4 separate regions of the Mus musculus genome follow, and all the other regions are linked to region 2. A link is a loop called in an ENCODE intact Hi-C map of the cell type or tissue named here. Cell type or tissue: left cerebral cortex. All regions are shown on one strand.

Region 1 (8,000 bases), 85 kb after region 2:
ACGGAATAGAAGTTCCCTCATCTGCTTTCCAGAGCCACACTAGGAATGCTAAGCAGACGATTGTGACACTAGATAGCTGGGGGAGAGTAGGTACACCAAGAGCAAAGGATGGCTCAGTCTCCTTTCACCTGAGCTATAAACCAGGTGTCTTTAGTTCTCTCTCCCCCACCACGCTTGTTTGTAGGATCTGCCTGAGAGTCACCTTCGGTCTTTTCTCTCTCACATGCACCCTCTTGAGCAAGCCACCTAGTCTGCCTTAGCACTGTTTTATGTAGCACAGGTTGACTTTGATCCCCTTGCCTCTACCTCTCACGTGCTGGGATATAGGTGTGTACCACCACAGCTGACTCCTTATACTCTTGGTAACAATGTTTAAAATGTAGTTAGGGGCCACCAGATGGCTCAGCAGGTGCGGTACCTGCATGTGTCAAGCCTGACCACCTGAGTTTGATTCTGGGAACACGAGGAAACACTGAGTGCCTCAAGTTATGACTTCCACACAGAGTCTCACTGTAGCTCGGCTGGCTTGGAGATTGTTATATAGACCAGGGTGACCTTAAATTCATAGCGATCCATCTGTCTTTGTCTCCTTAGTGCAGGGATTAAAGATGTGAACCACAGAGGCAGGTGGATTTCTGAGTTCGAGGCCAGCCTGGTCTACAGAGTGAGTTCCAGGACAGCCAGGGCTACACAGAGAAACCCTGTTGCAAAAACAAAACCAAAACCAAAAATGGATGTGAACCAATGTGCTCCACTCAGCAATTGTTTTGACATGGGCAGGTGTGGAACTTCCATATAAAGCTAGTTCTGGCTGACTGAATTTGTGTTAAAGCCAGGAAGTAACACTCAAGTGTCCCTCACCACTTAAAAACAGAAAAATCTCTTGAACGTAGGCTCTTTGATTCAGAATGACCTTGAACTCTTAGGTCCCAAGTGCTTGCATTAAGGATGTCCACCACTATGTCTGGCTTATCCAGGTCCATTTGGCATGTCTCAAAAAAAAAATTGTTGGCTTGGGGCCAGAAAGGTTAAGCGTATGCACTGCTCTTGCAGAAGACCCATGTCTGGAGGCTAACAACAATCCGGATCTGTGATTCTCTCTTCTGGCCTCTGCATGTACCTGAACTGATGTTCACAACTCATAAACTATACATATACAATATTAAAATTAAATATTTTTAAAAGTGTAGGCTTAGGGTCAGGACTAGGAGACAGACTGACATGTTTCTAAGGAGCCGCTGGCAGCATGGACACATCTGAAAAGGTCCCTGGGGAGTGAGGGAAAGGTTGGTGGGACCTGAGGGGTCTCTGTGTCGGGAGGCTGGTGCTTGAAGAGGATGGTTTGTGGTCACTATTTACTGGGGTTTCTCACTATTCCCTCTCCCTGCTGCAGAGGGCATCTTTGTTGTGGGAGGCACACTGGAATGACCCAGAACCACCATTTATCAGCAGAGAAGCTGCATTCCCTGCCTGAGGTTGTGTCAGGTTTCTGAGTTACTGGAGAGCCCAACTGACCACATAGCCCTAGCTAATCTCAAGACTTCATTCATAAGAGCTCAGTATAAAGGGAACGCTGGGTCAGACTTGAGAATGGTTTAAACTTGGAATGTGTTCCCCTTCTTAGTTTCCTTTTCTGTTCTAAGCTGTGGGAATTTAAGGCAGAAAGTTTATTTTAGCTTATAGTTCAGTGTAACAAATCAAAGCAGGAAGATCTTGAAGCAGGCGGTCATATTGTATCCATATTCAAGAAACAGCTAATAATCAGCCTGGCTTTCTCCATTTTATAAGGTTCTGGACCTTCTTGCCCATTGGAAGTGTCCTTCCCACAATGAAGCTGGGTCTTCCTTCTTTGATTAACATAATCAAGATAGTCCCTTACCCAGGCTTGGTAACACATGCCTTTAATCCCAGCACTCTAGATGTAGAGACAGTCTGATCTCTGAGCTTTGAAGCCAGCCTGGTCTAAGAGATGATCCCTCGTAGGCATGTCCAGAGGCCCATCTTCTATGTGATTTTAGATCCTGCCAAGCTGACTGCCCTAACAATCCACCCCCCCCCACAGCTTTGTGGATGTGGAATGCTATAGAAACAGTGTAACAGCCACTGCTGTGAGCACATGCTGCTCTTTCAAGGACCCAGGTTTGGTTCGCAGCATCCATATTGGGAGGCTCACAGCTGCCTGTAACTCCAGCTTTAGGGGATCCAATGTCATTTTCTGGACTCTGGGTACATCCATTCATAAGTGACCAAACCCACACAGAGATATGCATATATACACATAATTAAATCTTTAAAAAAATAAATCTTAAAAGAAGAAACAACAACAACAAAAATAGCCTGGGCCTCAATGACACCAGTGGACACATAGCACAAAGAAAATATACTCAAAAAATTAGCCAGGTAAACCAGAGAACAAGCTTTGTTTCAGAGATAAAGGTGTACTTGATGATGATATTAGGTTAGTACTTAAGGAAGATAAAAGTTACAAATGCACATATACCTAATATCAGAGCCCTGAAGAACCTGAAGCAAAAATAAATGCAGCTGGGCAGAAAAGTGGCAGTACAACAAGATGAATTCCACCCGTGGGTTGGTTTGTTTGTTTTTTGAGACAGGGTCTCTTTATACAGCCCCTGGCTGTTCTGGAACTCACATTGAGGACCAGACTAGCCTTGAATTCCCCTTGGCCTGCCTCTGCCTCCTGAGCATTGAAAGGTGTGTGCCCAGCTAACAATAATGAGTTGGAAACTTAGTCTTTCAGCAGCAATTGGTGGGACAACTCAGAAGATGATCAAGGACATATGTTTTGAAGGACACTAATGATCATCTTTACTAAAATACATGGAACACTTATTCAATGACTGCATATATTTCTTTCTTTTCTTATTCTTTTTTTTTTTTTTTTTTTTTTTTTTTTTTGAGACAGGGTTTCTCTGTATAGCCCTGGCTGTCCTGGAACTCACTTTGTAGACCAGGCTGGCCTCGAACTCAGAAATCCACCTGCCTCTGCCTGCCGAGTGCTGGGATTAAAGGCGTGTGGCACCACACCCGACTATATATTTCTTTTTTGCTGTTTGGTTTGTTTTTGAGACAGGGTCTTGCTACGTATGCCTAAATGATTTCAAACTTAAGGAATCTTCCTCTTTCTGCATCCCCAGTGCTGGGATTGCAGGCGTGTATCACCACATGAAGTCAGACATGTGATTTTCTTCCTCCCTTCTCTGCTTCCTCTTCTTTATATTGAATATTCATGTCCATAGTGCTGTGTTTCATAAAGACAATCTACCTAACTGTACTATGCATTTTACCCCTGTTCCCTTCTGCATATCTTCCCTCTTTCCCACCTCCACCTTCCATTCTTTTTCCTCCCGTGTCTTTCCTCTGCTCTCATGTTAGATATTCTTTTAGGTGTTTATACAATCTGGATCCAGAACTGAGAGAAAACGTGAACTTCGTCTTCTGGCTTCTTTTGCTTATTACCTTTAGCTGTATCCATTCCCCACAACACCATGTCCTCCTTTTGGGTACTGTACATATTTTTAAGTGCACATATACTCTTCTCCATGACAGACAAATATTAAGGCCATAGCAAGTCTCTGTACATTTAGAACAGAGTCATAATATGTGTTCCTGATACACGGAATTAAATTAGAAACCAACGCTAGAACATGCAGTGGTGGCTTAAGCCAGAAATCCCAGCATGTGGGAGGTTCGATCTTTGAGGCATGGGTTTGAGTTCTAGGATAGAAGAACGGAACCCGTCTTTAAAAACAACAAACAAACAACAACATCCTCACAACAACAACAACATCCTCTACTTTGCTATACTAGACAAGAGCAAAAAAAAAAAAAAAAATCGGAGAAAGAAAGGAAGAAGGAAGAAAGGTAGAAAGAAAGAAAAAACCTAACTAGTAAAGAAAATGATGGAAAATGAGTGGAAGAATTGGAGGAAAAGTAATTTTTGAAGATTATTGAAGATTACTGAAATTAGACCAGAGTTAGGGGAGACCATTATCAAATCTATAGAAATCTATGAGGAGAGATGGTCCAGCGGTTAATAGTACTGGCAGCTCTTCCAGAGGACCTGCGTTCCACTCCCAGCATTGATAACCACATGTAACATCCCACTTCCAGGAGATCTTTCATTCTCATCTGGCCTCTGCCCGCACCAGACAGGCAAGTGGGTCACACACATACAGAGGCAAAACACTCCATATAAAATAAAATAAAATTAAAAAAAAAACCAAACTGCTGCCGGGCGTGGTGGCGCACACCTTTAATCCCAGCACTCGGGAGGCAGAGGCAGGCGAATTTCTGAGTTCGAGGCCAGCCTAGTCTACAACGTGAGTTCCAGGACAGCCAGGGCTACACAGAGAAACCCTGTCTCAAAGCAAAACCAAACCAAACCAAAAAACCAAAAAACCAAAAAACCCAAACTGCTGTATGCATTTAGTGAGGACGGAAAACTAGCAACATTACTCCTACATACAGAGTTTATATTTCTCAGCTGCTCCCTTCTCAGACGTCAATCTTCTAGTCTTGAGGAAACACGCGTTTACTTAGTTTACTGCTCGACAAATAAGAGCAGAAAACGAACTGTCGTACCTGTCCGGACTGCGCGAAGCTCGCTGCTCTAACAGGAACAGTTGCTATGGTAATAGGCACCGACTTCCGGAAGAAGTACGGCGCGCGACGAGGGACATTCGGCCTCGGCGCGAGTGCGCTGACGGGGCGGCAAGTAAAGCTTGGTGGGTTTCGACGGGTGTCCCGAAGGCGGTGTCGCTCGGCGCCAACCCGGAGACCGCGCGCCATGGACTTCTCCAAGTTCCTGGCTGACGACTTCGACGTGAAGGACTGGATTAATGCGGCCTTCAGAGCCGGCCCCAAAGACGGGGCGGCGGGGAAGGCGGACGGTCACGCAGCCACCCTGGTAATGAAGCTGCAGCTGTTCATCCAGGAGGTGAACCACGCCGTGGAGGGTGAGCCACGCAGACGCCCACCCGCCCGCCCCGGCACCCGACTGCAGGACCGGGCCCAGGGGCCAAGCCTCTCCTTTGGTGGGAAAGCGAGCCCTGCAGTAGTCTGAGTTAGGTCTAGGCTTTGGTGTTCACGTCCGACGATGCCATAACATTTCCTTTAAAAACTAAAAACTAAAAACAAAAAAAAAACCCCAATAATAATAATAATAACAATCTGGGAGTGGTGGCGACCGCCGTTAATTTCCGCACTGGGGAGGTGGTGCTGGACGGTCAGGAATTCAAAGCCAGCTTCAGTTGCAAAGTGAGTTCGAGGCCGGCCTAGGCTATAGGATCGCTCTCGCCGGCTCTCGCACGCTCTTTTACTCTTCCTTCTCCTTCCCCCTTCTTATTTACAGTCTCACTCTGTCGCCTAGGTTCGCCTCAAACTCGCCTTCTGCCCCAGCTTCCCTAATTCTGGCATTACAGATATGTGCCCCCCCCCCCCAAAAAAAGCTCTTTGGGTTTGGAGTAATTGCTCAGTGGTTACTACTCTTGTAGAGAACCTAAACTTAATTCTCAGCACCCACATCAGTTGGCACACAACTACCTGTAACTCCAGTTCCATGGGATTCAGTGGCCTCCTTGGGCATAAACACTCACATGCACATACTGACACACAGACAAACATGGGTGAATGTAATTAAAAAATAAATCTTGAAAGAAGGCCTTTTGGAGGTGGTGGGGTAGATAGACTCTCATGTAACCCATACTGGCCTTGAATTTGCTCTATGATGGAGGGTGACCTTGAACTCTTGATCTTCATGCCTTTGATTCTGAAATTCTGGGATTATAGACATGTTCTGTCATGCCTGGCATAAAGAGTCACTTTTGAGAGCATTTAATAGTTAACTGGTCCTAGTATTTAGCAGTATATGAGAATGACACAAATCCATTAATATATCTTTGTAAGCTAAGGAAGATGGGCCATCCTGAATGAAGACTTTAACTGTGTGTGTGTGAGAGAGAGAGAGAGCGAGAGAGAGGAAGAAAGAGAGAATGAGAGAGAGAAGACGAGAGAGAGGGGGGGGAGAGAGAGAGAGAGAGAATGAGAGAGAAAGAGAGAATATATGTTGCTGAATCAGTGCTCCTCCTTGCTGCTTCACTGTGTTGAGGACACAGTACCACATAGATAGCCTGGGTTATGGTGCTGCAGCTTGGTTTCCAGGCATATTTTCCCCACATCTGCATGTGTGTGGGAGCAGCGAAAAAGCAGGCTAGTGCTTCTTAGTGGCTCCTGGGACCCACATCCTCGTGTTCTGAGGTGTTAAGGATGCAGCCATGGGCCCTGTCCCACACTTACCAGATAAGAGGCTAGCCGATGCTAAAACATGCTCAGGCCTAAGAACACAGGGCTAGCAGGAAACTGGAGACCGTGGTGTTCATGCCTCTAGTCTGTTGCAGTGGGCTTCAAGTTTAGCAGCCAGGTCCATTTTTTATACATATATCCTCATGGGCCCCTAAACTTGTCAAGCACCTGGGCTTTGTGTGTGATTCCGTCTTCATGTTCATCACTATGGCAACCACAGCACCTAGGGAGAACGGCATTTACCTTATGAATTTCCAAAAGTATACACATGTATTAAGGGAAAGCATGAGACAGGTTGTTTTCATTGGTAGCCCAGGCATGTCCCCTGCCCTTGGTTCCACTTTGAAGAACCTGACCCGCTTCAGAGTATACCAGCCAGCCAGCTCTGGCTAGAGTTCCTAGACTTTCATTTCCAATGCTCTACGTGCAGACAGTTGAAGTGTTCATTTGTGCCATCTCTGATGGTCCGTGATCTGTAGAGACTCGTATCAGCAACTTATTTTGGATGAATACCTATTAAAGATGTCTACAATCCCGTTCATTGAAAAATTAAAACCATATTTCAAGGTCACTTGACAAATACACCTTTTTTCTAACATTGAACCCAGGGTGATTTAAAGCAGCAGAGAGTTTCTGATAAAACAGGGGTCAGTGAGGTGACCTTGACCAGGGCCGTGTCCCCTGTAGAATGATGGATGGCACTGTGCTTCAGAGTCAACCATCAGCATCAACCTGACCCAGGACCTTCAGGTGACCAGAAAGAATGAAGGACACAGGGGTGGTAGCCACAGGGGTGGTAGCATGTGTCTGTAATCCCAACCCTTGGGAAACTCTTCCTTTTTAAAGACTTATTTATTTTATATATATGAGTACACTTTAGCTTTCCAAAAGTATACACATGTACTAAGGGAAACCACGAGATAGGTTGTTTTCCTTGGTAGAAAGGAAGAAGACTGTGGCAAGCAAATAGAAGCTAAACTCATGCAGTGCTTGACAGGTGTACTGTCACTGAGTACTGCCACAGAGCACTGCTACTGAATACTGCCACAGAGCACTGTCACTGAACACTCTCACTGAACACTGCTGCTAAGCACTGCCACTGAGCACTGTCACTGAGCACTCTCACTGAACACTGCTGCTAAGCACTGTCACTGAGCACTCTCACTGAACACTGCTGCTAAGCACTGCCACTGAGCACTCTCACTGAACACTGCTGCTAAGCACTGCCACTGAGCACTGCCACAGAGCACTGTCACTGAGCACTGCCACTGAGCACTGTCGCCTGTCGCTAAGTACTGCCTTGGAGGATTTTGTTTGTTTTAACATTTATTTTTCTTTGTGTGTGTGTGTGTGTGTGTGTGTGTGTGTGTGATCATGATGCACTCATGCGCATGATCAGATGCACACAGAGGCCAGGATGGTTTTCAGATCCTTTGGAGCTACAGTTATGGACCCCATCCAAATTCTCTCCTCTGATAGAGCTGTAATTGTTCTTAGACTTTGAGCAGTCATTTGCTGTTGTGTCAGCCCCCGGGTTCTTTTTTGCTGTTGTATGTATGTATGTATGTATGTATGTATGTTTGCTTTGCTTTTGACACATGGTTTCTTTGGGTAACCCTGGCTACTCTGGAGCTCATTCTGTAGACCAGGCTGGCCTCAGATCCACAGAGATCCAC
Region 2 (8,000 bases):
AGTAGGATTTAAAGGTTCTACTCACAGCTCTCCAGGTAAAAAACTAACCATTAAGTCAACAAGTAGGAAACAAGAGCAATAGCTGTATTATTCAACTTCAAAGAAACTATAAGCTGACTATATAAATGCCAAGCGGGGTCATTTTTGCATTATTATGGAAAGTCATTATTATGACAGAAGTCTTCTCTACCCCACCCTCAACCCAGCCACAAAGAAAACCCAAGGAACCACATTTTGAAAACAGAAAAATGCTGACACCCCTATACCCTACCATTAAGAAGCTTCCAAGCCCCACTCCTGCCCTCTACCCCAGGACCCAGAAGTTTAAGCTCATAGCCCTCAAATGCTTTCATTTCCTTTACATCTGTACCTTTACAGGTACAGTAGCTGCTTGGTAAAGCTGGAACTGTAGGCCAATAAATGGACCAGGGGTAAAACTAAGCCAAATGTAAGCATTAACAGGCAGTGGGCCAATTGAAACCTTCACCACTGTCACAGCAGAACACTGTGGTAGGGTTGCTAGTGAAGGGCTGTTGCTGACACCAGCCTCAGATTCTGGAACACACTGATCAAAAGCCTACTGAGGGAGTGGAGTCTCATTAGGTCGTGCTATGCCTCGTAACCAGTGGCATCACCAAAGCAAAGCAGCACAGACTGGAGTACAGTTTGAGTCATACCTTGTAAGGACCTTTGGGAGCACTGTCCCTGCACTGTGATGAGCAGCTCTAAGCCTGCTGACCCACCATTAGTAACCTAAAACCCATATTTACAAGGCAGGTTATACACTAAGGATTTGACAGAGGACAGTTCTCACATTTTCTTCATAGGTATGTCAGGGGAAGATAGAAAATACCAATGACGTCAACAAATTACAGGAAATTTGGATTCCATATGTAGGGATTAAAATGGTTCATACAAATAATTACTTTTAGATCATAATTCATCTTTTCAACATACAGCGACTCTGCTTTGCAGTAGAGCATGTGTTATGATTGACAAGGTCACAGGCTCAATCCCTAGCACCAAGTACAACACAAACAAATACCCCGAGGAAAGCTGTTTTGAAATCAAAGTTTCAGAGATTCCGTAAAGATAACACAGTTTTCGAATGCTACACAATATTCTCTATGGTATCTAGGGTAGCCACTTGTCACTAAACATATTTCTTTCAAACACATTCGTGTTTCCATCAAAAAACATTAATATAGTATAACTATTCCCACAATTCTGTTTCAATTTTACTGCCAAATTTGTAAAAAAAAGACTTTTTGGGTTACAAAGTAAACATGGGTGTGTAAAGGAAAACCATCTTTCTTTCTCCCAGTGCTGGCAATGCGCCTTTAGTGTCAACTGTCCCTCAAATGCTGGTTCAAGTGAGACCTACTCTGTTGAAGATACAGAGTAAATAAAAAGTTCGTAATAGACTGGAGCAGCTCAGTGCAGGCTTCTTATCTACTACCAAGAGTAAGACTCTAGCTTCAATCCTCTGTACTGTACACACACACACACACACACACACACACACACACACAATAAACAGGCATGATGGCACATGACCATAAACTCAGACCTAGGGAGTTAGAGACAAGAGGATTGTTAAAAATTCCAGGCCAGCCATTCTCCAAATCATGTTTCAGGCCAGTCAGGGATAAAGAGTAAAACCCTGTGCCTCAAAAAACAAGCACACAAAAATGAGCAGGAGAGATAATACAAAAACTCAGACTCCTTCATGAAGAAGGACCACTATTAATACAAAACAAAACAAGTGTCAGTATCATTTGCTTCAGCTTGGTTTGACTTCCTGAAATGGTCAGTTTTAGGGGAACCTCTAAAATCTGTCCACTTCCATACCTTTCCAGAATTGGATTTTCTGAACTTGACAAGACACACAGACACAGAAATCAAATGGGAGCAGTTAGAAGGAACAAGGGCTTAATTCCAATACTGGTCATATTCTCTGGCACTACTAAGAGAAACCCACTTGTGACTTCCTTTGCTAACTCGCTAGAGTCTCCCTTTACAAAGGCCTTATCCTAACGCGGGAAGTCTAAGCACACTGACCCACCAGATGACAAAGATGCATATTTCAGGTAGCTGTCAACTCCACTCTGCTGCACCCAACTGCTCCATACATTTCCATCATGGGCCCTGTCCAGAAAGGAGCTTATTCTAGGGAGACTGTAACCAGTCTCTACATTCCCAGGACCACAAGCAGATGCCGAATGGTCTCACCTTCTGCCTGCAGAGGGGCTCCTTCTTGTTTTCTTCAGCCTTTGCATCCTGCTGGGCAGCATCTTTCGGGGTGTTTACTGCTAAAACATCATTTATAGTAGAACCAACCACCATGATCTTGGCCCCACTGGTCACTTTTATTTCTCTCAAAGTCTTGTCTTCAGGAACAAGTCCTTTATACATGACCTTCTGCATGGCAGGTGGGAGACCTTGACAAAAAGTGGAAAGGAATAAGCAGGAAATGCGTGGACCATCCCCCTTCTATAACAAAACAGGAAGTGAATACTGGTCCATCAACTATCAGCTTTGTGAACTTGAAGGAGTTCAGAACACCAGGACTATTTGATTGGTAAAACTTGGTCCTTCTACATGAATGTAAGGTATTTAGAATTGTTTGATGTCTAGGTATCATTGTTTCCAAGTTATAACTCTATCTTCTATCCACTTAAATACTGAAAATTCCCAAGTGTAGGAGATACAGAAAGCCAATAAGCTTTTTACCCGATACATGGAGAAAGCTTTAAGGAAAGTATTTCAAGTAGCAAACCAAAACAAATAAAACGGCCATGTATGAATATTTATAAAGGGCCATTAGGACAGTTGATAACACTGTTTCATGAACTTCCCTTATGAAACTGATCTGTCTGCTGAAAATAAATCCGTGGCTAAATACTGGACCTGTTCAGAATCTCCTGTAAAGTTCATAAATACCGCGCCTAGCAATGACAGTCCAACATTAGTTAGAAGGGTGAGCCTTAATACTCAAGATTCAGGCTTGCATCTCACTCCACCACTTGGTGGTACCACTATCATTCTGGGCCTAATTTTCCCTCTCTGATTACTAATGGACATACAAGTACTGATTTCAGAAAACTGCAGTGAGGATAGCGGGAGTCTAGGCGCAAGAAAATCGCTAACAGTTTAGCACGACGTAAGCATCAAGAGCTAGAAGGTAGGTCGTGGGTAGAAGCAGTCGGGTGTCAGCTCCTCGAATACCTGTAATGGAGTGAATCTTCTGCTTTAGCTCGGACCCCGTGCTGTCCAGAGGGACCTTCACGTCGTGTTTGGTCTTGTTCCAGATTATCTTCAGATCCACCAGCTCCTTGCCCACACCGCCGCCCGCGTCCTCGCCGTTGCTGACCGAGGCCTGGGCCGCAGGGTCCCCAGGGGGCTGGGCCGGGGCCGGCTGCAGGTTGCCTCGCGCGTCGCAGGAGTCCTCCGCCGCTGCCCCTACGGCTGCTTCGGCCTCCACGCAGTTGAGGGGCCGTGCGGGCGCCTCGGTGGCCACAGCCTCGGCCTCCGTGTCCATGCCTGGCTCCTCCATGCCTGCAAAGGGGTTAGGGGGGTGGGTGCTCGCCACGAGCCCGGCCTGCGACGAGAACGGGCCCGGGCACCGTCGTTGCCGCGCCACGCTCCTCCCTCCGGGGCCAGGCCCGGTCCCACGACCCCGGCAGCGTCCGCAAGCTCTTCAGCCGCCGACCGACCGCCTTCCCCGCCACACTCACCATCCGGGGCTCCGGCCGCCGCCATGATGATTGTGTACAACACCCACCACGACCGCAGGGGCCGCCGGGAAGAAGCGAGCTGGCGGAGATTGGCCCCCGCACCAGCCCCTAATTTCACACAGGCTGGCCGGAAACAGGTGGAGGTTTCTATGGAGACCCGCCTCCTCCGCTTCCCGGGCCGGCCCCTGCCACGCTTTAGCATTCCCGCAGCCGGAGGGGGCGGGTCTGGGAGATCGCCTGCTCGCAGCGCTCGGTCCCCGAGCGGCGGCGCATCGCCGCCCTAGTCCAGAGGGGCGTGAGCAGCCCAGATAGGCGGCTTACGCCTTTAAGTGGCAGGGCCGCGCTCGCTGTGGCGAAAGTTGATTGGTTGGAGTGATTTTTTTCCCCCCCGCCGAGCGGAAGTGACGCGCGAAGGAGCCCACGTGTGTGTTTCTAGTCCACATGGCGGCGCCCCTCAAGAGGCTTCTGCTGGCCGAGCCGCACGTGGTGGCCCTCGGGCACCGCGTGGGGCGGCGCGAGGCCAGTCTGGGCCCAGATCCCGGGGCCCCGGTGCGAGTGCGCTTCGCTCCCAGCCCCACAGGTAATCCTAACGGACGTGACGCCGCTCGCCGCAGCCCACCTTCCCGTCCCCGCCCCCGAAAGTTCCAGAAACAGTCCCTTCCGGGGTTGTCTGCGCGACCCCGTTTTAAAGAGACGGAGGTGGAGGGCTAGGATTTGAAGTGATTGAGATTGCTAGAAGTTTCCTTGTTGTATTGTCTCTGTCCTTTCTTATTGCACGCTGTGTGCAGAGCGTATAGACTTTATGCCAAGGCCTATGCGCTATAATGCAGTGGTCATTGAAAAGTCAGGGTTCTGGCTTTGAAGAAACCGACAAATCCTAGAGTCATATGTGTCCATTTTGGCAGTGAAGCGGGATAGGGCGCCCTAGAAGGTATTGCTGAAGAGGTAACATTTGAGTTGAGAACAAGTGTCAAGAAGACCCGCTTGAAGCCTAAGAGGAAACGACATGCACAAAAGCCTGAGTTTGCTGGCAGCTTAGCAAGTCAGAAGAAAACAGAGGCCCATGTATATCTTGCTAGGAATTCTGTGTCTCCTCCCTTCCCACAAATTCCCAACCTTTAGTTCAAGCCACCTTCTACCCTGTTCACACTGAGCAACCGTTCATTCTAGGTCTAGGGTCAGCAGGAAAAGATATTTCTGAGTCTCAGCTGCACAGGAAGAACGCATTACCTCCAGGCAGGCAATGTAGATTGTGGAACTTCGATATGTGGTAGAAGCCCTGGTTCATAGTTAACTGTTGTGAATCTGTTTTTAAGACTGATATAAACGAAACTGCTAGGGAGAAAATGAGTGTCTCAAAACCGAGAGAACAAAATCATCTTTCTTTTTGTTAGTCTCAGTGATGTAAAATAGCTTATCAAATGACTGCAAGTATCTAAGTATCACAGTGTCTGTGTTTACCTATGGTCAACATGAACTGGGATACTCACCTTGTTGGAAGAAGCACTTATGCAGGCATCCAAGGCCTGGCATTTTCTGCATCTATATTTTTGTCTTTGCCAATCCCTAGATGTGTTGCTTTGGCAGAATTATTTGCTCTGTTTATGTCCCAATTTTGTGATTTGTCAAGTAGGGCTAATAATAGTGCCTGTCTGACGGGTTTGAGCCAGTACAGCAGAGGCACTTAGCAAGCACTGCCTCTACTACAATTACTGTTTTCATTTCTTTGCTGACTGGCAGGAAAAGCCCAAATGGGAAAGAGTTGACAAGCAGTGTAGATCACTATGATAGCTAAAATTAATTGAAAGTTTACATTTTTGGGTTTTTGTTTGGTTTTTAACTTGGAAAGAGTTCCCTGTATCACCCGATTGGCCTGGAACTCACTATGAAGACCATGCTGTCCCTAAATGTGCAGCAATCCTCCTGTCTCTGCCTCCCAGGTTTTGGCGTCACAGGTATGAGTCATCAGACCTGGCTTGAAATTCTACTTTGGTCAACATTTAGGTATCCCAGCAACCTCATTATTAAGGATCTAGGTGTTTTTGTTTTGTTGAAACAGGGCCTTGCTGTACCCTTGCTGGCCTGGAACTTGCTGTCTTGTCGAGGCTGTTGTTATAAACTCACACAGATCTGTCTGTTTCTGTCTCTAGAGTGAGGAGATTAAAGGTTCAGTCTACCAGGTCCAGCCTGATTTTCATTTTTAAGCCCACTAACAGATCAGTAAATTGAAACTTGTGAAAACTAAATGAATTTCCAAAGGTTAGCAACTTCTTAATAATGGGCACAATTACTTTTTTTTTTTTTTTTTTTTTTTTGGTTTTTTGAGACAGGGTTTCTCTGTGTACCCTGGCTGTCCTGGAAGTCACTTTGTAGACCAGGCTGGCCTCGAACTCAGAAATCCGCCTGCCTCTGCCTCCGAGTGCTGGGATTAAAGGTGTGCGCCACCACGCCCGGCCACAATTACTTTTTAAAATTTCATGTGTGGTGTATGTTGTGTCTTGTGGTTATGAGGAAGTCACTGAACCTAGTCCTCAACTGATTTACTGAAGCCGGTGAGCTACAGGGATCTGCCCGTCAAGTTGTTAGGCTTGTACAGCAGGGACTAGAGCCATTCGCCCTGTCCCTGGATATGGAATTTGAATCCAGCTGTAAATAATGTGAAGGGTGTGATTTTTGATTTCTGGTATCTTCTGTCTTAAATTTCCTAAGACTCAGTTCCACTGAGAACTACACGTTTTGTGGGTTTGCAATAATTTGCTGAAAGCCTCACATAGAATTAGTGTTGATCCAGGTCAGCCAGGTACCCAGAAAAACATTTCCTGTCTTGTGCTGCCTTGGGTACCTGAAAATGCAAATGAGGTTATTATAAATGTAAATGGCCTGATTATGGAGAGGAGAAACGACAGACCTGGGAAGATCTGAAACTTTTAGTCAGTAGTAATACTTTTGGAGCTTAAACGCCAGTGAAGGGAAATATAGTGAAATCAAATGTTGCTTTTAATTATGATTACTTATAACTAGCACTTAAGGTAAAAATCTCACATAGGAAAAATTTAAATTGTATGATGTAGCTAAGTATCATATGTAGAGTATATATGCAAAATGTGATTTTTTTTCTGGGGGGGGGGTGGTTGAGACAGGGTTTCTTTGTATAGGCCTGGCTGTCCTGGAACTCACTTTGTAGACCAGGCTGGCCTCAAACTCAGAAATCTGCCTGTCTCTGCCTCCCAAGTGCTGGGATTAAAGGCGTGCACTACCACCGCCTGGCATGATTTTTTTTTTTTACAGGATATAGTTGTGTTATTAACATGTGATTAACCCTCCTTCAACCCTAGAATACATCATTAAATTTATGTAATTTAAATGCTTGTGTGAGCCGGTGTGGTGGCCCATGTTTGTGTGATCTGGACTCTGAATAATTTTCAAACAGAAAATACTATTTCTTCTTCTGGTGAAAATTAGCCTTGAGGCAAATATCAAAATCAAGGGACTAAGGTACTCAGGAAGCATTGGAGCGTTTTTTTATGTGATGACAAGCTCCTAGACCTGACACCTGGGTGTTCTTTCATTCCTAAGGTGAAGGACTATGGAGTAACCTAACCTGTCCTTTTTCTTTTGTTGTTGTTAAGATTTATTTATTTTGCTGGGCCATGGTGTTCCACACCTTTAATCCCAGCACTCAGTCAGCAGAGGCAGGCAGATCTGAGTTTGAGACCAGCCTGATCTACAGAGCAAGTTCCAGGACAGCCAGGGCTACACAGAAAAACCCTGTCTCAACAACAACAACAAAGAGAATTATTTATTTTGAGCCAGGTGGTGGTGGTGGTGGTGGTGGTGGTGGTGGTGGTGGTGGTGGTACTTAATTCCAGCACTAGGGAATCCCAAGCATTAGAAAGGCAGAAGCAAGCAGATCTCAATGAGTTTGAGGCCAGCCTGGTCCATAGCACACAGAGTGAGTTCTAGGATGTGCCAAGGTTACACAGAGAAACCCTGTCTCAAAAAGCAAAGAACAACAACAAAATCAGATTTTTAAATTTTATTTTATATGTATGAGTAATTTGTATATGTGCACCATGTTTATGTGTGGTACCTGCTGAGGTCAAAAGATGGTGTTGGATCCTTTGGAACTGAAGTTATAGATGGTTATGAGCCACCATATGGGTGCTGGGTACTGAACCTGGTCTTCTGGAAGAGGAGCCATGCTGGTAACCATTGGGCCATCTCTCCATACCCCTCTGTCCTTTTCACTGACAGTCTGTCTGG
Region 3 (8,000 bases), 66 kb before region 2:
TATGTGAGTACACTGTAGCTGTACACATGGTTGTGAGCCTTCATGTGGTTGTTGGGAATTGAATTTAGGACTTCTGCTGGTTCTGGTCAACCCCGCTCACTCAGTCCCTGCTTACTCTGGCCCAAAGATTTATTTATTATTATACATAATAATTATACAGTTGTTATGGCTTAAACTCCTCTCCAAGATGACTGATTCAATCTGGCTTCTGACTAAATTGCTCTGCTTAATCTCATACTAACTCTGGCAATCTGTTCTAATTTCTGGCTTATTCTCATTCCCTGGCTTGTTCTGTCTTCACCTATGTCTAGCTCACTCTCTCTTCAACCCATCCCTGTAAAACTCTCCTCTCCTCTCCTCTCTTTCCTCCCTATTTTCTTGAGAGTTAGGCATATCCTAGTGTCAAATCTTTCTCTGATTTGTTACTTTGTCGGCCTCTCAATTAGACACCACTTTCAAGCACAGGCCTTTCCTTCTACAAACTCTACCTTCATTGTTTGGAATTAAGGTATATACTAAGGGCGTGTCTGCATTCAAGCCCAAGGGATTAAAGGTGTGTCCTAAAGTGTGTCGGCATTCCAGCTAGAGTAGCCCTTTGCTGGATTAAAACTCCTCTACATATGTGCATTTGCTTATATGAGTTTATGTACACCTCCTGAATGTAAGAGTCCAAGGAGGCCAGAAGAACGAACTAGTCCTTAACTGGAACAATAGGCAGCTGTAAACCAGCCAGGTCCTTTGTAAGAGCAGTGGTGCTCTTAACCAGTGAACCATCTCTCTAGCCTCAAAACCCACCATTCTAATATGATAAAACCCAAGGATATACTAACTTTATACTTACATGTTAAGGAATGACTGTAGGAAAATATTAAAAGCTTATTTTCAATAACTAAACACTCTTTCTCTAGTAGCAGGAAAATATGCAGTAAAGACATTAGAATTTTTACCACAGTTCAAATCTGAGTGGAATGCTTGAGGAAGCACTCACTGGGACGGCGTGTATGGTGTCGTGCACAGTGCAGTGTGCGTGTGTGCACAGAGCTGAGGCTGCAGCAGCGTCAGATGATGTATCATGAGCAGATATTGCCAGAAACTTTGGATTCACTCTGTATTTCCTTTTGAGTTAATTTTTGGTTTTACAAACTCAGAAACCTTTCATTTGTTGTCAGAGCCCTCCACATTCAGTTATGCAATGATTATACAGGGACTTGCAGTTTAAGAAACTATTGGCTACACTAGTCCTGAGAGTTCTTTAATTTTAAATTAAAAATCCAAATTTCTCAGCACTATCTGATTCTGGAATACATTCGAGAGGAAACTCCAGCTTTACCGTTTACTCAGGCTTTACTATCTGTGTTCGGTTGTCTGTTTCTTGTAGGGACTTTTCTTCCTGACAGCCAACAATGAACACCCAGAGAGAGGTTCATTACTGTGAGCGCTTATGCAGCGCCCCCAAATGGCCAGATCTTCTCATTACACATCTAAACACATGGTCATGGGCAACATCACCAGAACAGGATGGAGCCTAGGATTGCAAACAGGTAATTAAGTCACATACCCTTTGCTGAATTTTTTGAACGGTGGCCTTATGACACTACGGCTTTTCACGACACAGTGACGTCCAACTCTTACATTTGCCAGGTCTCCTCGGATGATACAGTCATTCATTATAATGGTCTATAAAGCAAAACACGTGTAAAAAATACCAGTTAAGTCCATGTCCCTGAATTCTGTTTTAAAGTACTTAAGATACTGCCTCTTCATGAGTTTTGTGTCTAGTAGTCCTAGGCACAATACAGCACAGAGAACAATCTGCCACTGCATTCTGTTCAGACATAAAAGATTTCTGGCCCTTCCCTCCACCACCACCATGTTCTTACTCATAATATTTAATGCAATGTAAATCCTATTTAAATAAAATACTGAAGAAAATGACAGAAGTGTTCACGTTCTGTTTAGAAGAAATTCCTCCCCTCTCTTCTCCCTCTGTCTAGCTGCCCTGTGTCTCCTGTGCTCTCTCCTGTTATATTTCACGTGTTACTGCCCTCCCCACCCTCTTCCTTAAAGCTTCTTTATTCCCCATCTAATGGGCCGCTCTCTAATTTTTTTGGCTTCTCCTCCCTGATCGTCTTTGTGCATTCAATAAATCTAATTTGGAGAAAAAAATGAAAACAAAGAAAGAGGGGTTAGAGAGATGGCTCAGCGGTTAAGAGCACTGGCTGCTCTTTCAGAGGTCTGAGTTCAATTCCCAGCAACCACATGGTGGCTCAAAACCATCTGTAATGGGATCTAATGCCCTCTTCTGGTGTGTCTGAAGACAGTGACAATGTGTTCATATATACATAAAATAAATAAATGTTTAAAAAAACAAAAACAAAGAGAGAGAACTGGAAATGACAAATTGGAGACAGCACTATCCCATATACCCTGCTGATACAGTGACTAGCTGAAGGCATAAGGGTAACCTCCTGAAGCTGCCTGTGCCCTTTACCTTGCCATTGAGGACGATGTTCTGGCTTCCACACAAAACAGACTGGCGACTAACTTTGTTCCCAGATGCCTAAAAGCAAACAGAAATCTGGAGTGAAAAAACAGAGGATTTCTGGACTACAGTTTCCATCATGAAAGCTCACATTGAGGAGAAAATTACTTCAAATGAAGGGCAGTCTAAAAATGAATGAGGCCTGAATGTATACTGCACCCCTACTGTCCCAGCTCTGGGTGGGGTGACTGTGAATTTGGGGTTAGACTAAACTATGAAGTGAGACTCCATCACCAAACAAACAAACAAAAACAAACTGGAGAAGGAATGCACTGGGGGGGGGGGGGGAAGGCTGTGGGCACGGCTCCGTGATAAGAGCACTCAGGAACTGAATCCAATCTATCAAAAGAGCAAGGGTAGATCAGGAACTGAGAGCTCAAGAAATGAATTCAGGATCGGTATCTAATGAGCGGTCTAATGACTGATGTGCATTCAGACCCCACTTCCATATTACGGTTTCATAGCCTTCAGTGAGGAAAATTACTTTTCCATGATCACAGACACACAGAAAAAATAATGATAGTAACCCTAACGGGGGCAGTTTACATATGTTGTATTATGAGTTGACGAATAGAAACAATAACGTCTTAGCACGTAAGCAGACTGTGAAATATTATTTTTAAAAAGGGCCCGGAGTCTGAAAATGTAATTTATATACAGAATGAATAGGCTGTACTGTGTATTCCTCTGGAAGACATTATTTAACAGGAAACTCAGGCGTGTGTATATGCACACACATAGATATATATGCATAGAAACTCTCCCACATCCACACTTTCCTCCCCCGCTACACAGCACACCCACACACACGAGATGAAGGAGAAGAGAGCCTAATGCATGCATGCACCGACTAAATAACAATCAGATGAAACACGAAGCATCTCTAAGTCATCCAAGGAAGGGACTGAGGGAACGGGAACCAGTGCAGCCGGGACGGGAGGGGCGACCGTCCAGTCCTCGAGGGTCCCGTGACTGCCAGCGGCGGCAGGGTCGCCACACGCGCACCGTCTCGATGTACTCCGACTTGTTGTACAGCAGTTCGCCCAACTCCATGGCTTCCCCCTCTCTGAACCTCAGGATCCTGTCAGTAGCTCAGGCAGACGGTGATTCCAGCTACTTCCGGTTGATCGGCCACTTCCGCTATCCCCGCCCTGGACTCTCATTCGACTCTCCTCTAGTCAAGCCTGCTCGATCGCTCGGCAGTCTCCAGCTGCGCGTGCGCAGAGCGAACAGAGGTTTTAATTGGCCAGAGCGGCTAGCGCGCGGAACCTGTGTGGCTCGGCAGGAACATAGTGGGGGTGAACTAGGTCCCCGTTCTTCCCAGGGGTTCCTCTTGGCCCTAGGAAGCCCTGGCTGGGTCCCCGTGACCACAGGCCCGAGGCTGGAGACGGCTGCTCCTTGCGTTCGGCTTCCAACCCGATGGAAGAGCTTTCCGGGAAGCCCCTCAGCTATGCGGAGAAGGAAAAGGTGCCCGGGTTGCGGGAAGGGTGACCCAGGGCTTTAGGCTGGGTTTTCAAACCTAGTTCCTGTATCCGAGGCAGTGTCCTCCTACCTACAGCCTCCACGAGAAGTCACTGAGACGAGCGCGCTGCTCGGGTGGCGAAGCTTAAAATGCAGACGAGCCAAACCCATCTTCTAGTGGCACTGCATAAATATTAGGTGTAAAACTACATATAGGTAAACCTAGAGGCCCTCTTCTCTCCCACTCCACTCCGGCCCCGTCACATAAATCTTTCACGTCACGTCAACAGCCTTATATATATACATTTTCGTGTTTGTCTGTTAGGGCTTGACCTCCAAAATAGGTTTACATTGGAGAAGGGGATGGTTATAACGTGTACTCTGGTTGGTTCTGCAGCTGGTGTTCTCCATGTTTAAGACCCACGTTGGAACAAGATGAGGGGAAGAAAATAATATAAATATTACATATAATGAACAGGTGTTGTGTGTGTGCATACAAATTTAGTGTAGTAGTTAGAAGGAGCTCTCATTTCTTTCAGGCTCAGAATATTATTCTCCTGCAAGACTTAAATATTACTTCCATGTTCTTGTGCTTTCTGTGCAAAATTAGAATTCACATTAATTTGTCTTCCTATCCTGTCTTACCTTCTAAGGGTGGTAAAGATCATTTACAAATAAACAAGATAACTCCTACTTACTGATAAGATTGAGGACAAGATAACAGGTTAAGATCAGAATTACTCATGTTGTGGTGGCCCATGACCATAATTTGGTTGCTACTTAATAACTGCAGTTTGCTGCTATTATGAATCAAAATATATATGATATGAAACCTCTGTGTGTGTGGGGGGGGTGTTAAATGGAGCAGTTATAAATGGCAGCATCCTGGAGGAACTGCTTATTCTCTGTTCAGTTTGCATATCTCAAAGGAGGATGATTATATAATAGAATCTATTTGTTAGGGTTATTGTGAGTGCTAATTGAGTCATTGGACATTAAAGTCACAAAATTCCCTAGGACTAACTGAAGCACATTATGAAAGTATCTGCCATTTTTATTATTATGTGTCTGAGAATGGATGGGGACTAAAGTGACTTTAGCACAGAAGTGCTGGAGTCCCACAAAAGTGCTGGGGAATGAGGTGGGGAAAGTGCTTAAGAAAAGTTTAAGTTGTTAGTAACTTTTTTTCTTAATTTTTAATGACCAAAACAAAAACATACCTAAAAGTGAAGCCTCTGGAAAACCCACTTGCACTTCCCTGTCTTGTATCACTCCTCACACTTGACATTGGCTTCCTGCCTGGCCTTGTGTTTCAAAGCTGGGTCTCTGAATGCATCCTTGTTGACAACAGTTTTGCCCAAGGGGATATCCAGACTCCCTTGTGGGCATGAGGTGGTTATAGTTATAAACTTTCACAGAGGACTTTATCTTGGATTGCTTGGCAATTTTCTTCTAGCCTGTGGCAGCTGTCTCTTTTGGGGGATAGCAGTCAATTCTAGCCACTAGGGCATGGCTGTAAGGGCGGTCTGAGGTGCCATCATCAATCAGTGTTCTTCATGATACGGTTTTGCATCCAGAGTATTGTCCAGCTAGGACTAGCACCACTTTCCTGGGTTTCATGAACTTGCCCATTTCAACAGCAGTCAGCCTGCACCCAGCAGAAAAGAAGGACCTTTTAGTAACTTTCATTGTAGCTTTTTTGATGCTTTTGGTTTGTGGAGTTGTTCTTAAGAAAGGATCTCTTAGCCAGGCATGGTGGCACGCGCCTTTAATCCCAGAACTCGGGAGGCAGAGGCAGGCGGATTTCTGAGTTCGGGGCCAGCCTGGTCTACAAAGTGAGTTCCAGAACAGCCAGGGCTACAGAGAAACCTTGTCTCAAAAAACCAAAAAAAAAAAAAAGAAAAGAAAAAAAGGATCTCGTATCGCAAGCTAGTCTTGGACTTACTATGTCTAAAGGATGAATATAGGGGTCCTAAATGGTGGAAAGACAAGGGGGGCACTTCTGCTAAGGGAACATTTCAACCACAGATGCTAAGGAGACAAAGAGAATCTAAACTTTCAGGAACTAGTAATTTGGCATAGCCTAAATTAACTTATTTGCAAAAGCTTTGTAGAAAGGCCTGCTGTGTGGCTGGACAGGAACTCAGCAGCAACAACCCCTACCTCTCACTGGCTTTCTTCTGTGTATTCTTTAGATGTATGCACCGGTCCACCATGGAGCTTTCCTACTGTGGTGCCTAGAATAATTACACATACGCTATTTCCACAAGACTAGTTCCTTCCTTTAGATCTAGGTGCAAGTGGTAGCCCTCAGAAATGCCTCCGTGACTACACTCCCTACAGGAAGCTAATTACTTATATCACTTAGATTAGTCTAGGTACTGATTACTATGTCAAATCTTATCTGTGCTCTTGATGTTATCTACATTCCTCACTCCAAGTAAATTGCCTTAACCACCTTGTCCCTCAAGCATCAGGGATAACTGACACTGTGTGTGTTACTGGGAGGTGTTGGTTACGACTGCAACTTCCTGGGCCAGTATTAGATAAAGAGCATTTATTGGTTGATTGACTATGGTAATAGCCCCCTCCCTGCTTCTCAAAGTGATGGGAAGATACAGGAGAAAATGGACAGCATAGTGTGTGGTGCAGTAAACTTTGAGAATAGCACTGAGGAACGGAAGAGTACCTAAACTGGGTTTGAGCAAGAACCTAGAAGTCCATCCTAGGGAAGTAATCCTGCAAACTGAGGCTTGAGGAATCCACAGGAGCTGCTCCAAGTGACAGGAACCCATCGTGGAAAGGTCCTGAGAGGCTGATGCTTTGTAGGAACCGAGGAAAGGTTTGAGTGGGAAAACTGGCCTTCCCGGCACTGATCCTGCTGAGGGATGCTACAGAGCACCATATGCACTCTCGGGCCTGCTGGGCACTGTATCCATTCTCTCTGTTCTCACCTTTCCACTGCTCAGAATTGTTCTTGTTTTTCTTCCAGTTGAAGGAAAAGCTAGCATTTTTGAAAAAGGAATACAGCAGGACACTTGCTCGACTTCAGGTGAGTGAATCATAGTTGGTCAAATTAAGGTGTTGCACAAGCTGTGTAAAAGGTTTTGTTGGTCTGGTTTTGGTTTGAAACAGGGCCTCACTATGTAGTCCATTTTGACTTAAACGCATAAACCTGCAGTCAACAAGATGGCTCAGGGGCTGGTGAGATAGCTCAGCCGGTAAGAGCACTGACTGCTCTTCCTAAGGTCCTCAGTTCAAATCTCAGCAACCACATGGTGGCTCACAACCATCCGTAATGAGATCTGACACCCTCTTCTGGTGTGTCTGAAGACAGCTACAGAGTACTTATGTATAATAATAAATTAATCTTAAAAAAAAACAAAACAAAAATACAAGGTGGCTCAGAGGGTAAAGTCACCTGCAGCCTAGAGACAAAGTGACCTCAATGCTCAGGAATAACATGGTGTAAGGAAAGTTGTCTTCTGATATCTACTAAAAAGTGCTAAGGCATAGAGGTATTCATGTGTATACACACATACACAATAAATAAAACATAATAAAAATAAATAAACCCACAATCCTGCTTTGGCCTTCAGGATGCTAGGATTATAGGTGCGCACCATCACAATTAATGGGAAGTAAGGCTCTTGATGGTAATAAAGCTTGAACGAAAATTGATTTCTTGGGCTGCTTTTGTTTTCTCTAGCGTGCCAAAAGAGCTGAGAAGGCTAAGAACTCTAAGAAAGCCATAGAAGATGGTGTGCCCCAGCCAGAAGCTTCCTCACAGCTAAGCCACTCTGGTAATCAGCCGCTCACTTACACTTGCTTTGTATTCACTCCCCAGTTGGCTGCTGTTATTTCTTCACATGGAAAAGAAACAGTAGACTTCTTAAATAACATAAAAATTCATGTTATACAATTCAAGCAATACCCAGTGCCTTCAATTGGATTGCCAGTTTAATTGCCTTTTTTCTCCTCAGATTTTCAGAACTAT
Region 4 (8,000 bases), 65 kb after region 2:
GCCTTAATCAGAGCCCGTGTATGTACTGTTCTGTGTGATGTTTTCTATCTGTAGAAGTATTTTATTTTAGGTGGTACTTGCATAAGCTCTCTACCAGAAAGTTACATCTCGAGTGTGTTTCTTGAAGGCTGTTGATGTTCAGTGATGTCGTTACTGGGGAATCAGGGTCTCATTTGCAAGTTCTTTCTCGTAGATAAAATAGACTTCAAAGGGAAGACAGTTTTATTGGAGTTGGAGAGAAAAAAAAAAACAACAGAGCTGAGGGCAAGCTATGAATCCCAGCAGCTGCAGGGAAGGAGGAACATGGAAAGAAGGAAGACAGAAAGTCATGTCTTCCTAGTTCCAAGTCAAGGAAGCAGCAGGCACGCCCCACAGCAGTGGAGGTTAGGGGGAGGGGCTTATGATGATGTCTGAAGTCTGAAAGGTGGCTTGATGAGTAACAATGTTTGTGTGCAAGCATGAAGATGTGAGTTTGAATCCCCAGAGCCCAAGTTAAATGCTGGGTTTGACGCATGTGTTGTCCTATGGAGGAGAGAGATAAGGAGAATTGCTAAGGATTGCTGGTGGTCAGCATAGCTCAAGTTCAGTTACAGACTCCATAAGAGAATAACAGCCAGTTGTGGTGGTGCACACCAAAGGATTTGCTGAAATGGGTAGAGGCAGGAGGGTCACAAGTTTAAGACCAGCCTGCGCTCTATATTTTCAAGAGGGCTGGAAAGACGTGTCAGTGGTTCAGAGCCTAGGCTGCCCTTCAAGAGGCCCTTGGTTCAATTTCTAGCACACAGATGTTGGCTTACAACTATCTGTAACTCCAGTTCTAGGGGATCCAGCATCCTCAGGCAGACACACATGCAGCCAGAATGCCACTGCACATGACATAAAAATAAGTAAATCATTTAAAAAAAAAAAAAAGGTGGGAAGTGATTCATCACAATTCCTAAAGACTCCCTTGCCTTTGGAAAGGCACACAAAGACTTTTAAGGTTAGAACTTAAGGCTGTGGAGATAGCTCAGTCGATAAACACCTGCTGTACAAGGCTGAGGACCACAGTTCAGAGCCCCAGAGCTCACACAGATGTTGTACAGGCATGGTGACTGCCTATAAACCCAGCACTCAGGACAGAGTAACAGGATTTCCTGGGCAAGCTGACCAGCTAGGCTTGATGTAATGGGTGAACTGATAGCAGCTTTAGGCTTCCACACACATGCATGCAGATATGCCTATATACATGTGAACATGCACAAACATTACACATGCAAAAAACAAAACAATACAAAAACCAAGTAAACTCAGAAAAGTAGGCAAGCTTAGCAGCGAGGACCTGCATGGAGATGGAGGGTGGTTTTTCTGGGGTAGATAGCTCAGTAAAAGAACTGTATTCTACCCATTGCTTTAACATGCCTTCAAGCGGGCCTCGAACTCAGAAATCCACCTGCCTCTGCCTCCCAAGTGCTGGGATTAAATGCATGTGCCACCACTGCCCAGCATATCATGTTTCTTGAAGTTAAATCTTTTGGAGAGACAATTTCCTATCCTGGTGATTGACAGTTATCTATTTGGAACCACTTTTTTTTTTTAAGATTTATTTATTTTATGTATGAAGGTGTTTTGCCTACATGCACATATTTATACACTACATGCATGTCTGGAACTGGAGTTACAGACAGTAGTGAGCTGTTGTGTTGGTGCTGAGAATTGATTGACCCCTGTCCTCTAGGGGAACAGCCAGCACTCCTAACCACTGAGCCATCTCTCCAGCCTCCCACCCTCAGTTTGGATTAATTTTTAAAAAATAATTTATGTGCATTGGTGGTTTGCCTTCATGTATGTCTGTGTGAGGGTATTGGATCTCTTGGATCTGTAGTTACAGGCAGGTATGTGCTGCCATGTGGTTGCTGGGAATTGAGTCCAGGTCCTCTGGAGGAGCAATAAGGGCTTGTAACCACTGAGTCATCTCCCGTCCCTGGATTAACTTTTAAAAGAGGGAACAATAGCGTGTCTTTGTGATCTTACAATCTTTCAGACAATTTCAAATGTCATATCTCCACCAGGGCTGTAAATATGACTCAGATCCTATTCTTTTGACCAAAATTAATGTGTCAGATTAAAAGAACTAAAGGACAGCAGATGTATAAAATAGCTTTGTTTGCCCAGAGACGATAACCTCCCTTGTAGGTGTCAGCATAGCCTGGCTACCTCCACCCCTTCTCACAGTATCTCACTGTCTAAGGGGGACAAAGTGGTAGGTAGTTTGGTTTGGTTGTTTTTCCTCAGAATTAAAGTGTGAGATGGGTCAGTGGGTAAGGACATTTGTCACCAAGACTGATGACCTGAGTTCAATCCCTGGAACCCATGTGGTAGAAAGAGAACTGATTCCCACAAACTGTCCTCTGATCTCCACATGTGTGCTGCTGAGTAGATATACCTCTCTCCCATGATAAATGTAAAAAAAAAAAAAAGTCACCGGGGGGAATGGGAGGTGGAGCCAGAGCTAATGATGGATTCCCTCGATATCAACATCTTCAGTCATGAATTGCATATTTTAGGAATCATAAAGCAAGATCCCAAACTACCGATGGATAAAATCTTGCCCCCACCGTCTCCCTGGCCGAAGAGCATCTTTGATGCTGATGAGGAGAAGTCAAAGGTAAGGACCTCCCCCTGACTTGGTGGCTTATGTGGAGTCTGACTGTCCTCTGGTTTGGGAACCAGGACTGCGGAGAGCTTCCAGGCTTCTAGACTCTTATGGGTGGCCACATAATAAATGCCATGCTGGGCACCATCCTTTATCTGTATTCCTGTTGGGGTCGGGGAGGCTGGGCCGGTGGATCTGGTTCCGTATACATGTGGAATTGGGAAGGGAGTAGCGGATAGGAGAGGGGTGCATGTTGGCATGGATCCTTTGTTCCTATAAGCCTGACCCAGCCCATTGTCCTTTCCCTGGAAACATCCAGGAATGGTAGCTTTCCCACATCTGGGGAGGGACTCTGTGTGCCAGGCATATGCTCAGTATGGAACTAAATGGGAAATAAGACTTTGGTGAAAGTCTACTCCATCTTCAAGCACATGGCCAGGTCTTCCTCAGTATTCCTAACATTTATTTATATAGTTTTTACATTGCTGGGCATGGAATCTAGGATGTGTGTGCTAGTCAAGTGCCCTGTAACTAAGTACACTCCTAGCCCCACTTGTGGCCTTTTGAGTTAGATAATTTTCTGCTGTGGAGCCACTCTGTATTCCAAAGGATCTCTCAATACCACTGGCTTCTGCTTACCCTGTGCAAGTAGTATCCTCTTCAGTTGAAAATGTCTCCCGGGCTGGAGAGATGGTTCAGCCGTTAAGAGCACTGACTGCTCTTCCAGAGGTCCTGAGCTCAATTCCCAACAACCACATGGTGGCTCACAATCATCTGTAATGGGATCTGATGCCCTCTTCTGGTGTGTCTGAAGACAGCTACAGTGTACTCATATAAAGAAAATAAATATTAAAAAAAAGAGAGAGAGAGAAAATGTTTCCTTTCTCTTCCTCTGTTATTCCCATGCCCACCAGCCAGCTCATTACTATTACACCCCCAGATATCATTTAGGGGATATAATCCTCCCATCTTCCATCCCATTAGAAACCAAGTCGTCTTTCCTGATACTCCCAGCACCCACATTCCAGTGTATGGCTTGGTAGCATAATGCACAGTAGCCCCAGTGTGGGGCTATTGGTCATGCTAATCACTGTGCTCCCACTCTGCTGGGGGGACAATTACAGCTTTACCCACTCTTGTTCACTCCTCAGCTTCTGACAAGACTTCTCAAGAGTAACCACCCTGAGGATCTTCAGGCTGCAAACCGGCTGATCAAGAATTTGGTCAAGGAAGTAGGCATTTCTGCAGTTGGCGCTGTAGATCTGGCATTTGACAGGGCTGATATGATAGTGTGTGTGGATGTGTGTTAAGGTGTGAAGAACAGCTAGCTTGGAGAAGAGATGTCCTCCTCATGCTGAATGGGACCAGCAGGATGGTGATTAGATTTGAGACTCCTTGCAGAGCTTCCCGGCTTCTTTTATCCATGGGACGAAGCTTTTGGTGTTAACAGAGTTAGGTTTGGGAGTCTGTTCCAGAAGGATTGAGTCTGAATGTACAGTTGAAGAGTCCCCAGGTCCAGAGACGATATTGTCACCTGCAGGAATTCTGGGCGAGCACCTCCGCTCACTTAAGTGTTCATGACTTCCTGAACTCCCAGCATGCACTGCCTTTCCCTTTCTGGTGTTTAGTTAGGAGTTACCCAGGCAACTCCTCTTACTTCTTCTGTCCATTTGGTTTCCCTCAAAGGAACAAGAGAAGTCTGAAAAGGTGTCCAGGCGAGTCAGTGCAGTAGAGGAAGTCCGCAGCCACGTGAGGGTGCTTCGGGAGATGCTGAGCATGTACCGAAGGCCAGGTCATGCCCTGCCCGACCAGCAGGCCCTGCAGGTAATCTCCAGTTGTGACCTAAGACTGCACCTACTGTTATAAGCATGATGTATTGCACCCATGTGTTCTGTGGCTGCCATTCTGGTCTGGAGAGTCAGGTTTCTCTGTTCCTTTGTTCTCCCTCCCTCCCTCCTATGTCCACCAGCCACTGATACATTGTTTATCTTTTATTCTCTAAGTAGAATGGTCCTTGTTTTACATTCTTTCATGGGCTTATTGACCACTTTTGTTGCTTCTCTAGAGGATGTCTGCCCAAATGGTTTGCCCGTTCCCTTGGTTGTCTTATGCCTTTTTGTTTTGTTTTTGTCTGGTTTGAGACAAGTTGCCTGGTCTGGAACTTAGTACGTAGATAAGATGTCATACACACCTGCCCCTACTTCCCTAGTGCTGGGATTAAAAGTGTGGGCCACTACACCTGGCTTTAGAGCACTGTTTCTCAACCTTCCTAATGCTGGGACCTTTTAGTATATAGTTCCTCATATTGTGGTGACCCCAACCATAAAATCATTTTCATTGCTTCTTCATTTGCTACTGTCATGAATCGTATATAAATATATGTATGTAAATAAACATACACATAAGTATCTGATATGCAGAACAGTCTTAGATGACCCCTGTGAAAGGGCTGTTTGACACCCCCCCCCCCAAAAGGGTCAGAACCCCAGGTTGAGAACTCCTGCTTAGAGCGTTCTTTATATGTATTTCAGACCCAAGTTCCTTCTCAGACTACACACTTCAATCCCAGACTGTCTTTCTCCTGGCTTGATAGCTTCTTTTGAGGCACAAAATTTGTATGCTTATCTATGTGTGTTCTTGTGTGTGTAGGTACACATGTGTGCATATTTGTGGGGACCAGGGGTCAACTTTAGGAGTCATTCCTCAGTTACCATCTACCTTGTTTTCTTTGAGACAGGTTCTCTTATTGGTCTGGAACTTAGCAAGTACTCCAGGTTGGCTGGCCAGTGTGCTCTGGGGGCCTCCTGTTTCCACCTCCCCCAAACAGAGAATATAGACAAAGTGGCTTTTCTACATGGTTTTTATTTTTGTTTTTTTGTTTGGCCTTGTTTGGTTTTTATTAGACACATGGCTTTTTTTTTGCATGGGTTCTGAGGACCAAACTTAGGTCTTGTGAGACTTTATTGCCAGACTGTCTTCCCAGTTCCAAGTTGGTTGTTGTTGTTGTTTCTTCTTTTGAGATGGGCTTTCTAATTTCATTGAAATCCAGTGTATCCTGTAGAGGACACTGCCATCTGGCAGTTGAGCCTAGGAAAGGGCCGGAACAACGAAGCAGGCAGCCCGCAGAGAGGCTGAGGGAGGGGGTTAGCTGAGGGAGGGGGGTGAAGCTGCCGAGCTGGTCAGAGCCTCCCTCTCTCCTCTTCCCAGTGTGAAGAAGATGGCTTGGGGGTGGAGGGGAACGGGATCCTGTGGAGAATATCAGGCAAGTGTTGTAAGGGGATTGAGCCATCAGGACAGTTGGGACAGGAAATTCTCTGCAGGGTGTTGGTGGCAAAGCGGGAAGTTCTTCCGTGGCTATAGGCGGTGCAGCTGGACCAGGAAGGGCCACATGCTGAGCTACAGTCCTGCACTAGCACTCCTGACTAACCCAAATGTGCCCCCCAACCCCCTCGTGTGTGTGTGTGTGTGTGTGTGTGTGTGTGTGTGTGTGTGTGTGTGTGTGAAGCGAGGCAAGAGCTCTACTGAGCTATAGCCCTAAACCCTCTAATGTTTTCTGATTCTGCCACGCATGTTACCTCAGAACTGTAGTCATGGAGGTAACACAGAAGACACCTACACTCGGAGGCTGTTGAGGGAGACGTTTGAGGACTTGGGTGGGGCCTGGGTGAGAGAATGTGAACCAGGCTATGTTTCCCCAGGTTGTGTATGAAAGATGTGAGAAGCTGAGGCCCACCCTGTTCCGGCTTGCAAGCGACACCACTGATGACGACGATGCTCTGGGTAACTAACAGCTCTGTTTCTCTGGGTGTTGCTGCGCCCCAAGTGTAAAACAGATGTGGGTGTGCTACTGGGGAACCACAGACAAGACAGATTTGAGTTTGGTATGGGCTGGTGGCTTATGTCTTCTGAAGATTTTGGGTTTGAGTAACAAACATGAAGATCAGAAGCCTATAGGCATCTATAGGGGACATTGTGTGACTGTCCCACGGAAGGCCAGGAAACAGTGTCCTGCCTTTTCTTCCTTCCTTCCTTCCTTCCTTCCTTCCTTCCTTCCTTCCTTCCTTCCTTCTTCCTTCCTCTCTTTCTCTCTCTCTTTCTCTCTCTTTCTCTTTCTTTCTTTCTCTCTTTCTCTCTCTCTTTCTCTTTCTTTTCTTTTCTTTCTTTCTTTCTTTCTTTCTTTCTTTCTTTCTTTCTTTCTTTCTTTCTTTCTCTTCCTTTCTCTTTCTTCTCTTTCTCTCTCTTTCTCCCTTCCTTCCTTCCTCCTTCCTTCCTTCCTTCCTTCCTTCCTTCCTTCCTTCTTTCTTTCTTTCTTTCTTTCTTTCTTTCTTTCTTTCTTTCTTTCATGAAAAACATGTCCCTGACTTTTTTTTCTGAATACGTTTTGCCGATTGTATTCTCTTGTGGTGATGTTTGTTAGTTACTGATATTGCAATTGATAGATAACTCAGGTATAATTGAAAGACTAAGACTATATTATAGTCAGATGTGGTTATTATTATGTATGCTTCAGTTAGGATGCCAAATTTTCATGAGAAATACCAGACCTATATTTTCAGACTGGTAAAGTGTACAGGCTACAAAGCTGATTTGTGTACCCATTCTCCAGATACGGGAAGCTTTCAATAACAGAATCAGGTAACAAGAAATTTTGGTAATAGTGACATCCACATCAACCTGTCTCAGCTAAAAGCATCCCCCAGAATGCCTCACTCAAAGAACAGTGTGGATGGTAACCGTGTGGACAGTGGGACACAGAGCTAAAGCTCACTGATGGAGTCTGGTAGGAAGTTGGACACATGACCAGGGTCTGGGCTCCTGAATGTGCCAAGCCTGGTAGAGCCGTGTGGACAAAGATAGGTGGCTGTCTGCTACACTGAGGAGTGCTGAATCTTTTTTTTTTTTTTTTTTTCCTCAGCGGAGATTCTTCAAGCAAATGACCTTCTCACACAGGGGGTTCGGCTGTACAAACAGGTGGTGGAGGGCCGAGTTAGTGCTGGGAACGCAGTGCCTGCCGCAGTGGGAGCCATTCCCGCCCCCAGAGGTACGAGCTAAAAGCCTTCTGTTTGGGGCAGGTGCAAGTCACGAGAATGAGGGAGCTTGCCTCTGTCCCCTTTTCTGTAGAAATAGGTTGCGGGTAACAGGAGCCATCATACACCCATGGCAGGTTAGAGCTCTACCATGGCTGCACGTGTAAGCAGAAGGCTGTGTTGTGCCAGGTTTTAACCCCTCTTGGGTGCTCCTAGGAGCCTGAGACCAAGGAAGTGGTCAGTGGCTCAGTAGTCGATGTTTGCCCAGCATTCACAAGGCCCAAGATTACATCTCAACACAGCCCTCAAGAGCAGTGTTTTGTTTTGTTTTGTTTTGT

What was found. Peaks named below come from ENCODE experiments on the same cell type or tissue, not always from the same donor. Only the 100,000 strongest peaks of a DNase experiment are listed, where the experiment ranks them.
Region 1: it touches region 2 in a loop (4-fold over the local background); 7 of 42 quality-filtered maps call a loop at or near these places.
Region 3: a loop joins it to region 2, with 3 times the contacts of the local background. A loop is called at or near these places in 3 of 42 quality-filtered maps.
Region 4: a loop joins it to region 2, with 2.2 times the contacts of the local background. A loop is called at or near these places in 7 of 42 quality-filtered maps.

What each region holds. Positions count from the first base shown.
Region 1 is chr7:121,978,396-121,986,395 of GRCm38, reverse strand. Cog7 (component of oligomeric golgi complex 7) reads left to right here and starts at 4,703. Exons shown (of 17, transcript NM_001033318.3): 1 at 4,703-4,979. The coding sequence starts at 4,811. In left cerebral cortex, no CTCF peak of the experiment used is centred here; a DNase peak (open chromatin) is centred at 4,674; H3K4me3 peaks cover 1,559 bases; H3K27ac peaks cover 696 bases.
Region 2 is chr7:122,063,222-122,071,221 of GRCm38, reverse strand. Ears2 (glutamyl-tRNA synthetase 2, mitochondrial) reads left to right here and starts at 4,136. Exons shown (of 9, transcript NM_026140.3): 1 at 4,136-4,317. The coding sequence starts at 4,179. It overlaps Ubfd1 (ubiquitin family domain containing 1), which reads right to left and starts at 4,024. Exons shown (of 7, transcript NM_138589.2): 1 at 3,738-4,024; 2 at 3,229-3,558; 3 at 2,233-2,441. The coding sequence starts at 3,939. In left cerebral cortex, CTCF peaks have their summits at 3,017 (motif pointing right) and 3,834; DNase peaks (open chromatin) are centred at 3,206, 3,982 and 5,433; H3K4me3 peaks cover 2,632 bases; H3K27ac peaks cover 2,010 bases.
Region 3 is chr7:122,128,729-122,136,728 of GRCm38, reverse strand. Palb2 (partner and localizer of BRCA2) reads left to right here and starts at 3,783. Exons shown (of 13, transcript NM_001081238.2): 1 at 3,783-4,009; 2 at 6,996-7,055; 3 at 7,713-7,806. The coding sequence starts at 3,962. Dctn5 (dynactin 5) reads right to left here and starts at 3,688. Exons shown (of 6, transcript NM_021608.3): 1 at 3,548-3,688; 2 at 2,492-2,560; 3 at 1,559-1,677. The coding sequence starts at 3,595. In left cerebral cortex, a CTCF peak has its summit at 1,465 (motif pointing left); a DNase peak (open chromatin) is centred at 3,733; H3K4me3 peaks cover 1,565 bases; H3K27ac peaks cover 670 bases.
Region 4 is chr7:121,998,534-122,006,533 of GRCm38, reverse strand. It overlaps Gga2 (golgi associated, gamma adaptin ear containing, ARF binding protein 2), which reads left to right. Exons shown (of 17, transcript NM_028758.2): 6 at 2,547-2,647; 7 at 3,787-3,867; 8 at 4,322-4,459; 9 at 6,334-6,415; 10 at 7,551-7,676. Among named protein-coding and RNA genes, the nearest start is that of Gga2, 19 kb to the left of the region's middle. In left cerebral cortex, a CTCF peak has its summit at 3,412 (motif pointing left); no DNase peak of the experiment used is centred here.